Regions from separate parts of the Homo sapiens genome. Here region 1 is linked to region 2. Evidence: chromatin contacts called from ENCODE Hi-C or POLR2A ChIA-PET data. All regions are on one chromosome and are shown on one strand. The core of a region is the stretch at or near the end of the contact, and the rest is flanking DNA. Distances in the headings are between cores, read along the strand shown.

Region 1 (5,510 bases), core at 1,898-4,397, 53 kb before region 2:
GGAAAACAGAACACCTAACACCAGATATGGTTAAATTATATGGCTGAAGGAAGATAGTCTATAAACAAAACATTTCATCAGAGAATGAGAGGTAAAACAGAAAATGAAACTAACAGCAGAAACAAAAGTTAAAATAGTATTTTCAAAAATAACTACAATGAGGATAAACTAAAAAGTGAAATTTACATGAATTAAAAAAAAAACACAACAACTTCAATAATGCCTCTCCCTGGTTTTCCAGTGGCTAGGCAAAAAAAAAAAAAAAAAAAAAAAGAAAGAAAGAAAAAAAGAAAAAGAAAAGAAAAGACAACAACAAAAAATAAATGGCTTCCCTCCTCCTCCACAAAATAGTTGAAAATCCTAGTCTCAGCTGCTGCCACAGAAAACACCAATCTCACCATCTTGCGTTTGTATAGCGCTTCAACTCATATTCTCTTGTTTAATCCTAAACCCCCTCATTGCTAAACTATTATCATCTTCACTTTATAACCAATAAATTAAGGGTACAACGTAAGTTACACAGAAAGAACTAGAGCCCAGGTTTTCTTACGAGGCTAGTATCTTCCAAGTCACAATAATGAATGCCAAGTATCAATTATGTCAGAGTATGGGGAGCTTTAGTATTCTTTTCTGATGCTGCGTGAACACTCTTCAAAACCTAGTTTCAGATAAATATATAAGGTTACGGGTATCTTATTTTTTTGGCATTTTTTTCCCCTTGGGGACACTTGTAATCATTTATAAGTATTTGCATTGGGCTCTTACAGAGACAGAAATGTATTTATAATATGGCTTTGGATATAAATCCATTGGTACAACAATCTTTTTGGCAAAAAAACCTATCAAGAATAGTCTTCTGGTAATGTGTTTTCTCAAAATCATACATATTTGTGTTTTAAAACAATCAATAAGGAAAGCCTATATAACATTTATAAGGGAAATTCCAGACCATATAAACTGAGAACAGTATTACGTTGCCTACATACCTACTCATGGGAAACCTAACCAAAATAAACTCCAAATCTGCATAATTTGGCATCACATCCAGACTCCATTTGAATGCTCTCTGCTAAATTCTCAAAAGCAATATGCCCCAGTACAAAGCCACCTTTGTTCTCCCATCTAGCTAATCAGTTTCCAGCCACTGGGAAAGAAAATATTTTGGCAGAAAGCCAGGGTTCAGGGTGTTAAAGTGTAAAGGTGAATGTCCACAAGGAATTGGAGTTGACTTTCTACCTGAACACTATCAGAGCATTAAACTCAGAATGAGATGGAAAGTTTGAAAACTTGATCATAGCAACTGTCCACTTGTATAAATTCACTTATGCAACAGTACATGATATGGGCTGATACAGCAGCACCGCATTTATCCCAAGCCTTTTCTTCAGCCAATGATCTCGGCTAACTGAACAGACAAGGATCCACCTAGAAGGCCTCCAAATAGTCAAACTGGATGTCTTACTTTCTTACACACAAATAGTGGCTGTTCTTCACTTATCCTGCAGGGCTTCCCTCTGAACCTCTTACTCTTTAAACATTAATTCTGAAAAGCCTAGTAATCTCATTCCTTTGCTCATAGAGGGTCATAAACCACACATTCAGAGCAAAGGGTAAGGATCCATTTGTGGGTGGCAGGCAGATGTAAGACATAAAAGCTTCACAGTGAGTAAAAAGCAAATCTAGAAAAAAAAAAAAACTTCTACATAAGCTCCATCAGTATCCCCATACAGTAACAAAACAGCAACCATTATAGTACAGCCATCAACAAAGTTCAAGATTATGCCCCACTTGAAGATCAGAGGAAGAAATCAAATAATGAAATAATGTTTTAAAATGTTCTAATCCAGGGGTTGACAACCGTTTTCTGTCAAGAGTCAGACAGTAAATGTCTAGGTATTACAGGCTATATAATCACTCTTGTAAAAGCAGCCACAGACAATCCATAAAATATTATGTGGCCAGGCATGATGGCTCATGCCTGTAATCCCAGCACTTTGGAAGGGCGAGGTGAGAGGACTGCTTCAGCTTAGTAGTTTAAGACCAGCCTGGGTAACATAGCAGGACCCTGTCTCTACAAAAATAATTTTAAAAATTAGCTGGGCATGGTGGTTTGTTTGTGCCTGTAGTCCAAGCTACTTGGGAGGCTGAAGTGGGAGGATCACTTGAGCCTGAGAGGTCGAAGCTGAAGTACGCTAAGATGGCACCACTGCACTCCAATCTGGGCAATGGTGAGACCCTGTTCCAAGAAAATTTTATATGCAAAAGCAGCCAACAGGCCTTAGTTTGCCAACTCTTGCTCTAATATAAAATGGTTAAATGAGATAGATCTGGCAACTTTTTTTTTTTTTTTTGAGACGGAGTTTCGCTCTAGAGTGCAATGACACGATCTCGGCTCACTGCAACCTCCACCTCCTGGGTTCAAGCGATTCTCCTTCCTCAGCCTCCCGAGTAGCTGGGATTACAAGCATGCACCACCATGCCCGGCTAATTTTTGTATTAGAGACAGGGTTTCACCATGTTGGTCAGGCTGGTGGCGAACTCCTGACGTTGGGCGATCCGCCCACCTTGGCCTCCCAAAGTGCTGGGATTACAGGCGTGAGCCACTGCGCCCAGCCAGATCTGGCAACTTTAAAAAGATTAAATATCACTTAAAGCAAATTAGATATTCAAATTTTGCAGACCCCTTCATTCCTAATACAGAAAAATTAATCACCAAATATTTAACGAACACTGACTATGTGCCAGGAATTGTGCTCTGTGGTACAGATTTGGTGAATAAAATAGGTATGGTGTCTACTTTCGTGGTGCTTACAATCTAAAAGAGGAGATGGCAACTAACAAATAATTTCAAATACTCTAAGTAAATTATAACAAAGGTGCTGAGAGCTATAAGCACACCATGCTGGGGAAGTATGTAAAGGGGACCTGGCCTGGCTTGTAGGAGTAAGGCAAGGCTTCTCCAGGGAAGTGATTCTGTGAGGAAAACCAGCCAGGGGCTAATAGTAGAAGGCAAGAAGAATGTTCCAGGCACAGGACTCGACAATATCCAGAAGAGGGAGGGCCAGACAAAGAAATCCAATACAGCTAGAACAGAGGGTGAAAAGCAGGAGGGAGGGAGGGAGGGAGGGAGTCAGGAGCTGAGTCAGAGGCAGCCAGGGGCCAAACAGACAAACAGGGCCTCCTGGGAAGTACCAAAGTTTACAGACTTTAGCCTAAGGGCAAAGGGAAGAAAATCAAGGATTTTAAGGGAAGACAGTGATAGTGAACTCATTTGGTTTTTCTACAAAGCTCACTCCGGCTGCAGGCTGGAGAAGGACGTGGAGGGGGAGGACAAGAAGCTACTGCAGCCAGCGCAGTGCAGTGGGTCACACTTGTAATCCCAGCACTTTGGCAGGCCGAGGTGGGCGGATTACCAGAGGTCGGGAGTTCGCAAGCAGCCTGACCAACATGGAGAAACCCCATCTCTACTAAAAATACACAATTAGCCAGGCATGGTGGCGCATGCCTGTAATCCCACCTACTCGGGAGGATGAGGCAGGAGACTCACTTGAACCCAGGAGGCGGAGGTTGCCGTGAGACGAGATCACGCCATTGCACTCCAGCCTGGGCAACAAGAGCGAGACTGCTTCTCAGAAAAAAAAAAAAAAAAAAAAAAAAGAAGCTACTTCAGTAAATTTGGATGGCACCTGGCCTGGAGCAGAGGACATGGAAATGGGGAGACAAATCTGAAAAATAACTAGAACACAGTTTTAATAGGCTTGGTGACTGACTAAAAAATAGGTATGTGTCAAAGGTGACACCCACGTTTCTGTTGTGAGTAACTGGTGTCACATACTGAGATGTTACTCCACAATTTCTTTTTTTTTTTTTTTTTGAGACGGAGTCTCGCTCTGTCGCCCAGGCTGGAGTGCAGTGGCGCGATCTAGGCTCACTGCAAGCTCCGCCTCCTGGGTTCATGCCATTCTCCTGCCTCAGCCTTCCGAGTAGCTGGGACTACAGGCGCCCACCACCAAGCCCGGCTAATTTTTTTGTATTTTTAGTAGAGACACGGTTTCACCATGCTAGCCAGGATGGTCTCGATCTCCTGATCTTGTGATTCGCCCGCCTCGGCCACCAAAAATGCTGGGATTACAGGCTGTAATTTATTTTTTTCATTTCTGGGCCATATCTTTTGTTAAAACTATAATTTACAATTTACTACTAAAATGTATATTCCTTAGACAACTTTAAACCCTGATTCATAAAAATGTAACCTTAAAAGACACCTACAAAATAATGTCCAATGCACAAAATCTAAGAGATGATTTAGATGCCCAGTTACCAGCATCTGGGCCACAAAGTCACATCTGTGTAAGGGCATGCCCTATGAGAGACAAAGTTTAAAGCAAAGCCTTTCTAGTGTTCCTAATAAAACGAGAATAAATCGAAGAGGTAAACATATGTGTCTGGTGTCAATCAAAAACAGACGGTGTTATAGCAAGAAGTCTGGATGTAGAGATTCTGACTAGATCTGGAGAGGGGTCTGTTCTGTAGCACATCAACAGATCCTCCACCTGGCTGATTATCAGGACTGGCTGGGAAGCTTTTAAAAATACACATTTCCCTGGCTGAATTCCAAACTGACAGGAATGACCTGAGTATTTTTAAAAGGCGCAAGCTTTAAATATTTTTTTAAAAATTTTTAGTGCACAGCAATAACCTCAACAATGAGAGCAGAAAGTCTATTCTGTACCTTCTCTTCCCCATCTCCCGAATCAATTAGGATAAACTCTAATACTCTTAACAGGGAATGGGGGATTGGGATCCTCTGCATGAAAATAACTTTTAAGATACCAGGTTTCTTGTGCTTTGTTTTTGCTCCCATGATAACTGCTCTAGGAATAGAGTATGGGGTTTTTCTTCTAACAATAAATTGTTATAAAAATTTTTCAAGATATCCAACAACACTATCTTAAACTTCAGACTATAAAGTAGTTTACACATTGAATTGTAAGCTTTCACTTTAAAGAAATTTTAGTAGAGTATCAGATGTTAAAAGATCACATAGTTTTAAATTTTAAAATGGTTTTGCAATTTGCTTTTCAAAAATCACTTGGGGGCCAGGCGCAGTGGCTCACACCTGTAATCCCAGCACTATGAGAGGCTGAGGAGGGTGGATCACCTGAGGTCAGGAGTTTGAGACCAGCCTGGCTAACGTCGTGAAACCGTGTCTCTACTGAAAACACAAAAATTAGCCGGGCATGGTAGCACACGCTTGTAGTCCCAGCTACTTGGGAGACTGAGGCAGGAGAATCGCTTGAGCCCAGGAGGTAGAGGCTGCAGTGAGCCGAGATCACACCACTGCACTCTAGCCTGGGCAACAGAGTAAGACTCTGTCTCAAAAAAAATAAAATAAAATAAAATAAAATAAATCACTTGGGGCCAGGCACGGCGGCTCCCACCTGTAAACCCAGCACTTTGGGAGGCCGAGGTGGGCGGATCACTTGAGGTCAGGAGTTTGAGAACAGTCT
Region 2 (5,616 bases), core at 198-2,697:
TTTAAAAATAAAAAAATAAGAAAAAAAAGTACCTTGCTGCCTCATCCCAACCTGGGAAACATGGCAAGACCCTGACTCTACAAAAAATGTTTTAAAAAAATTAGCCAGGCATGGTGGGTCACGTCTCTGGTCCCAGCTGCTTGGGAGGCTGAGGCAGGAGGATTGCTTGAGCCCAGCAGATGGAGGTTGCAGTGAGCTGAGATCACACCACTGTACTTCAGCCTGGATGACAGACAAGGCCCATTGTCAGGAAACAAAAAACAAAAAACCGCTGCCTGATGTACCATATCTTTCACATCTTGTTCAAGCAGTCATTATTGGATGAGCATTTCAGTTATTTCCCATCATTTCCTATGATAAGCAGCTCTCAGCAAGCATCTCTGTGCCTGTCTCCTGTGCACAGGCATAAGTAGTAGGAGACCCTCATCTCTGGTTTTCAGAGGTCTTTGCCAAATTACCCTTCAGAGTCTGTGTGTGTGCTTTAATGGGGAGGGGTGTCCGTTCCTGTTCTTTGGTGCTGTTTATTTCTGGTTTCTTTTCCACACTAGCTGCAGAGTGGAAAGGAGCCAAGGCGAGGGAGAGAAATCTGTCTCTAGGTGTTCCAAGGCCCTGGATGTGCCACAGGGCTGGCCTCCCCTCCGGAGGCGGTAAATGGCTGCTTTGTTCTTGGGTCCGTCCCTGAGCAGAATCAGGACGCAGAGATGTGTCAAGTGGACAAAAGAAATTGTGCACATCACCAAGCCTGGATCCCACCCCTTGACCTGGAGAAACTGTTAACTTTGTAGGAGTCGCACACACACCAGTGTGACTGGGCAAGGGGCGAGCGCCCACCCCGAACCCTGAAATAATTAAGTTATACAAAAGAAAAAAAAACATAACAAAAGAGCCTGACCCTCACTAATGGATGTAAAGGAAAGAACCAAGCTGACTCTCAATCTAGGAGAAGTGGGAGGCGCAAAGGGGGAAAGGGGCTTGGGGGAAACCCAGGACGGAAGGAAGGGGTGTGCAATGGATCAGATCTGGACTGAAGAGGCGGACAGATGGGAAAGGGGAAAGAAAGGAGGGAAAGGAGAAAGAGTGAGGAAGGGGCTGGAGGAAAGTGACAAGGTAAGAAGAGGAAGGAGAGGGCTGGAGGAGGGAGGGGGTGGCCAAGAGCAGTTTAGGAGGGGTAGGCTGCGTCCCAGTCTGTTTGTGATTAGCACGCAGCCTGGTGCAGAATGGAGTAAACAGAAACTTCCAGGCGTCCCCTCCGCCCCTCTCTGAGGCAAAGCAGAAATCAGATGCTCTGTGATTAATCGTGGAGGATTCAGGACACGACCACAAACGCTGTGCGGACTTGAAATTAGCTGCCTTTTCCCAGTCCCCTTGCCAAAATGGGAGTGGGGGGTGGGACGTGAAGGGGTGGGGGCCCCGCCTGCTGGGGGCCAGCATGGAATTCCCCCCGGCAGAGCTGGGAGTGACACTGACAAGCAATCGGCCGCGTCCAGAGCAGCAGGCGGCATCCGGGGGGAGCGGGGCCGGCTGGGGGGCCCCAGGAGGGCTTCCTGGAACCCCAGCTCCATGGCCGCCTGCACCCTGACACAGGCCAGATAAGAGTCCCGGCTGCATTATCAGAGCCCGGCAGGGCACCGGCCTCCCTGCACCAGAAGGAAGACTCGGGGCGCAGCAGGTCCTCAAGGCGATCTTCCCAGAGAGCGGGACCAGCGGCTGGTGGCCAGTGTGGATGGAATTTGCAGAGCCCTAGCTCGAGTCCGGGAGTCCCGGGCCAGATGGGAGCAGACGCTTGCTGGCGGCAATAGGGAAAGTGAGGCAGCTGCAAGGAGGGCGGCGGGACTGCACTCGAGTGTCCAGACCTGCTCGATGGTGAGTGTGAAGTGACTGCTCCCCATGTGTGCCGTGACGCCGCCTTGTGTGGACAGACTTCTGGAGCTGGGGGTGACAGGAGGAGGCAGCCGTTCCTCACAGGCCACCTGGAGCTCCCAAGGCCGGAGGAGGGAACCTGGGTTGAGGCTGAGATGGGATGGCGGTATCGTGCTGTGTGGCCTTAGGCAAGTTATTTGCCCTCTGCAGGCCTCCATTTGTCCGTTTCTAAAACAGTGGTTGAACTAGGTGATCTTTAAGAGATTCTCATGATGACAGCTATTCCTTGTGTATCTGCTATACGCCAGGCACTGTGTAGGCATTTTTGAAGCGTCGGCTCGGGAAATCCCGGTAAGCCCCCTGCAGGGTAAGTATTATTGGTGTCCTCATTGTACCCTGAGGAAACAGCAGCTGGGCGAAGTGAAGTGACTTGCTGAGGTCACACAGCCGGTCAGTGGCAGAAACGAAAAAAGACCTAGGTTTTTCTGACTTGCTTTGGCTAAACTCTCCTGTACACCCCCAGTATTCTGTATTCTGTGCTCCATGGTTCTGCAATTATCCCAAGCAGCAGGGGTGAAGGAGAAGGAGGTATGGATGGAGCATTACCTGCAGGAAGGAGGCAGAGGTGGGACAGAAGGAGTGACAGGCTGACACTGGCAAGCAGCCTTTTACTCTCTAAAGGATGTGTCAGCCCAGGGTGGAGGCTGGCTGCCCTGGGATGGGGCAGGGGCTCCAGGCTTGAACGAAGAGTGCCCAGTGCAATTTCCTAGATTTGCTGCCTTGTCGTAGGAGGCTCCTGGGGGCATGAGAGAAGAGGGTTAATATGTCAGAGGTGGAGAGAGCTGGGGGCAGGGAGACTGGCATATGCCTCAACTAGGTTTTGTTCCAATTTTATTTTGCCTTTGCAGAAAATCTGTTTCGAATCACTCTGGGCCCGTGCAGTGTTTTTGGATGAAACAGAATTGTGAAACGCATACAGCGCTTTCCACATGCCTCCCCTGGGGGGAATCACATATTAATATTATCGTAAGCTATTTGCATATATATCCCTGCAGCTGTGGCTGGCAGCAGCCAAGAGATAAGAGACAGATAAAGTCAGCTCGTGTCTCCCTGGCACGGAAAGGGAGGGTGCAGGTTACACTCAAGGGCCAGGAAACACACAGCAGGTGGGGAATCCCTGGGGTTCCAGGCATCGGGCCAGAGTGAAAGGTCCCAGCACCCAGATGTGGCCTTTTCTTTTTTCTTCCCTTGGAAAATTCCATCCCAAAGCAGCTCTGTACTGATCCAGGCCTCCTTTCCTTTCAGGGACTGGCTGTGAACCCCCCACCACCCACCTTGGGGACAAGTCAGCCCTGAGTTGTGGTCTCAGATCTGGGAGCAACTTGTCCAGAAGCCCCCCCAGTCCCAGGTAAACTGGGACAATTGGTCACCCTACCCAGTTCCACCCTGGATTTTCTCTGTGACCTTGAGCAAGTCACTTCCCTTCTCTCAGCTTCCTCGTCTTTAAAACAAAGGGACTATTTCAGGAAACCTCTAAAATCTCTCCGCAACCCTGAGATTCCATGAGTCTGGTTGAAGAGCGCTTAAGTTCCGAACTGAGAACTTAAGCGTCTGAGAGTAAGATGTCTGAGAGTAAGATCAAGTTTGGAGTGAGGCTGGGCGCGGTGGCTCACGCCTGTAATCTCAGCACTTTGAGAGGCCAAGGCAGGCGGATCACCTGAAGTCAGGTGTTTGAGACTAGCCTGGCCAACATGGTGAAACCTCATCTCTATTAAAAATACAAAAATTAGCTGGCCGTGGTGGTGCGTGCCTATAGTCCCAGCTACTTGGGAGGCTGAGGCAGGAGAATCACTTGAACTGGGGAGGGAGAGGTGCAGTGAGCTGAGATCGTGCCACTGCACTCCAGCCTGGCCAACAGAACGAGACTTCGTCTCAAAAAAAAAAAAAAAAAAAAAAGAAGTTTGGAGAGGAGTAAATCTCCCCACCACTTCCCTAGAGAAGTCCAGGATGGTACTGGAGGAGGCGGGAATGAAGGTGGACTTGGGGAAAAGGACTGATGGCCTGTGGTACCACCTGCATGGGTGTCGGTTGTAACAACCCTATGGCCCTGCAGCTTCTGAGGTGCCTAATGGGTTGTTGAAAGCGTATCATGATTTTGTGGCTCAGCGTTTGTGCTAAGTGATTTGGCCCAGATGCCCACTGGTTGCTGAGGTTTTCCCCATCAGAACCTCAGTGCTCCCCCCAGGGTCCCCCAGTTCATCCTGGGGAGCTCCAAAGGGGTATTTCGAGTGCCTTTGTGAACCAGTCTCTAGTTTTATTCATCCTTCCTGCTTCCTCTTTCCTCTGAGGCCATTTGGAGATGCTTCCCTGCCCAGCACAGCAGCGTCCATGGTGCCATCTCTGTAAACTCCCAAAGCTTCCCGCTGTTTAGTGCTTGAGATACCCTGGGTTCTGGGCAGATGTGAAGAGAATGGCTTCCTCCTCAGTTCGGTGATATTCTTTGCCATGTTGTCCCCAGACAGAGGTGTGCTGGAGGCAGCTTGTGCCAGCTTGTGAAAGCTGATTGTCAGATTTTCAGGAATTAGGTGAACGGGTTGCTAAACACACCATTGTTAAAAATTAAATTATATGAACTTACAATTCAATAAATTCTATGAAAAACAAAGGTAGTCAAGGCTGAGTGTGGTGACTCATGCATGTAATTCCAGCATTTTGGGAGGCTGAGACAGGAGGATCATTTGAGCCCAAGAGTTTGAGACCAGCCTGGGCAACATAACAAGACCCCATTTCTACAAATAATTTGAGAAAAAACTAGCCGAGTGTGGTGGTGCGTGCCTGTAGTCCTAGCTACTCAGGAGGCTGAGGTGGGAGGATTGCTTGAGCCCAAGAGGTTGAGGCTGCCATGAGCTGTGATCTCACCATTGCACTCCAGCCTGGGCCACAGAGCAAGACACTGTCTCAAAAAAATAAAAATACATAAACAAATAATTAGAAATTTTTTAGAAAGGAAAATATTAACTGGTATTTCTGAAGAATTACACTCCTTCATCAATTGTAACCATAGGTTGATTACAGATTTTGCTGGGGGCAAAAATCAACAAAACTGCTACCTGTGAGTGAAATGATTATATTACATTTATAAAAGAAAAGGTATTGTAAGTTTTATTTTTATTTGTAAATTGTGTGCTGCACATCATTTACATCAAAACAATTTTTTTTTTTTTTTGAGATGGAGTCACACTCTGTTGCCTAGGCTGGAGGACAGTGGCGTAATCATGGCTCACTGCAACTTCCGCCTCCCAGGTTCAAGCAATTCTCCTGTCTCACCTTCCCAAATAGCTAGGATTACAGGCACCCGCTACCATGCCTGGCTAGTTTTTTATATTTTTGGCAGAGACAGGGTTTCACCATGCTGGCCAGGCTGGTCTCGAACTCCTAACCTCAAGTGATCCACCTACCTCAGCCTCCCAAAGTGTTGGGATTACAGGCACGAGCCACTGCGCCCAGCCTACGTCAATACAATTTATAATAAACCGAAGTATATGTGTGTGTGGATATGCAAATATATGTACTCGCCCATGCACACTTGTGCACCACACACTCACTTTCCCTTGGAGAGCTGGTTGCTAAACCTTTGCCAGCATACCACTGGTTCCACAGCATCTATGGTTGTGTCTGGATTGTCAAAAATCGTCTCCTGAACAGTCCTCAGTCCTCTTCCAAAGGAATTCAGACCCCAGGCATGGGCCTTGGATG

Evidence for each region. A loop is a pair of places that touch in the nucleus more often than their neighbours do. ChIA-PET counts read pairs that join two places held with the same protein, here RNA polymerase II (POLR2A). Pooled maps may share reads with other maps.
Region 1: a loop to region 2 is called in a pooled map, with 2.0 times the contacts of the local background. The contact joins the enhancer-like site here to the promoter of RIPOR3 in region 2. A Hi-C loop is called at or near these places in 9 of 168 maps with a recorded cell type or tissue (A673, Caco-2, G401 and 6 more) and 5 of 50 pooled maps. POLR2A ChIA-PET finds 5 or more read pairs at or near these places in 19 of 52 experiments (AG04450, B cell, BJ and 13 more).

What each region holds. Positions count from the first base shown.
Region 1 is chr20:50,742,253-50,747,762 of GRCh38, reverse strand. The region is part of intron 2 of PARD6B (par-6 family cell polarity regulator beta); the gene reads right to left. Among named protein-coding and RNA genes, the nearest start is that of PARD6B, 13 kb to the right of the region's middle. Within about 2 kb of position 3,147, at least 26 of the 41 ENCODE cell types and tissues checked have a DNase peak (open chromatin) inside an H3K27ac peak, as active enhancers do; they include A673, HCT116, PC-3 and 2 more, where a contact is called at or near this core.
Region 2 is chr20:50,687,373-50,692,988 of GRCh38, reverse strand. It overlaps RIPOR3 (RIPOR family member 3), which reads left to right and starts at 1,447. Exons shown (of 22, transcript NM_001290268.2): 1 at 1,447-1,863. The coding sequence starts at 1,861. RefSeq lists an enhancer at 364-3,219.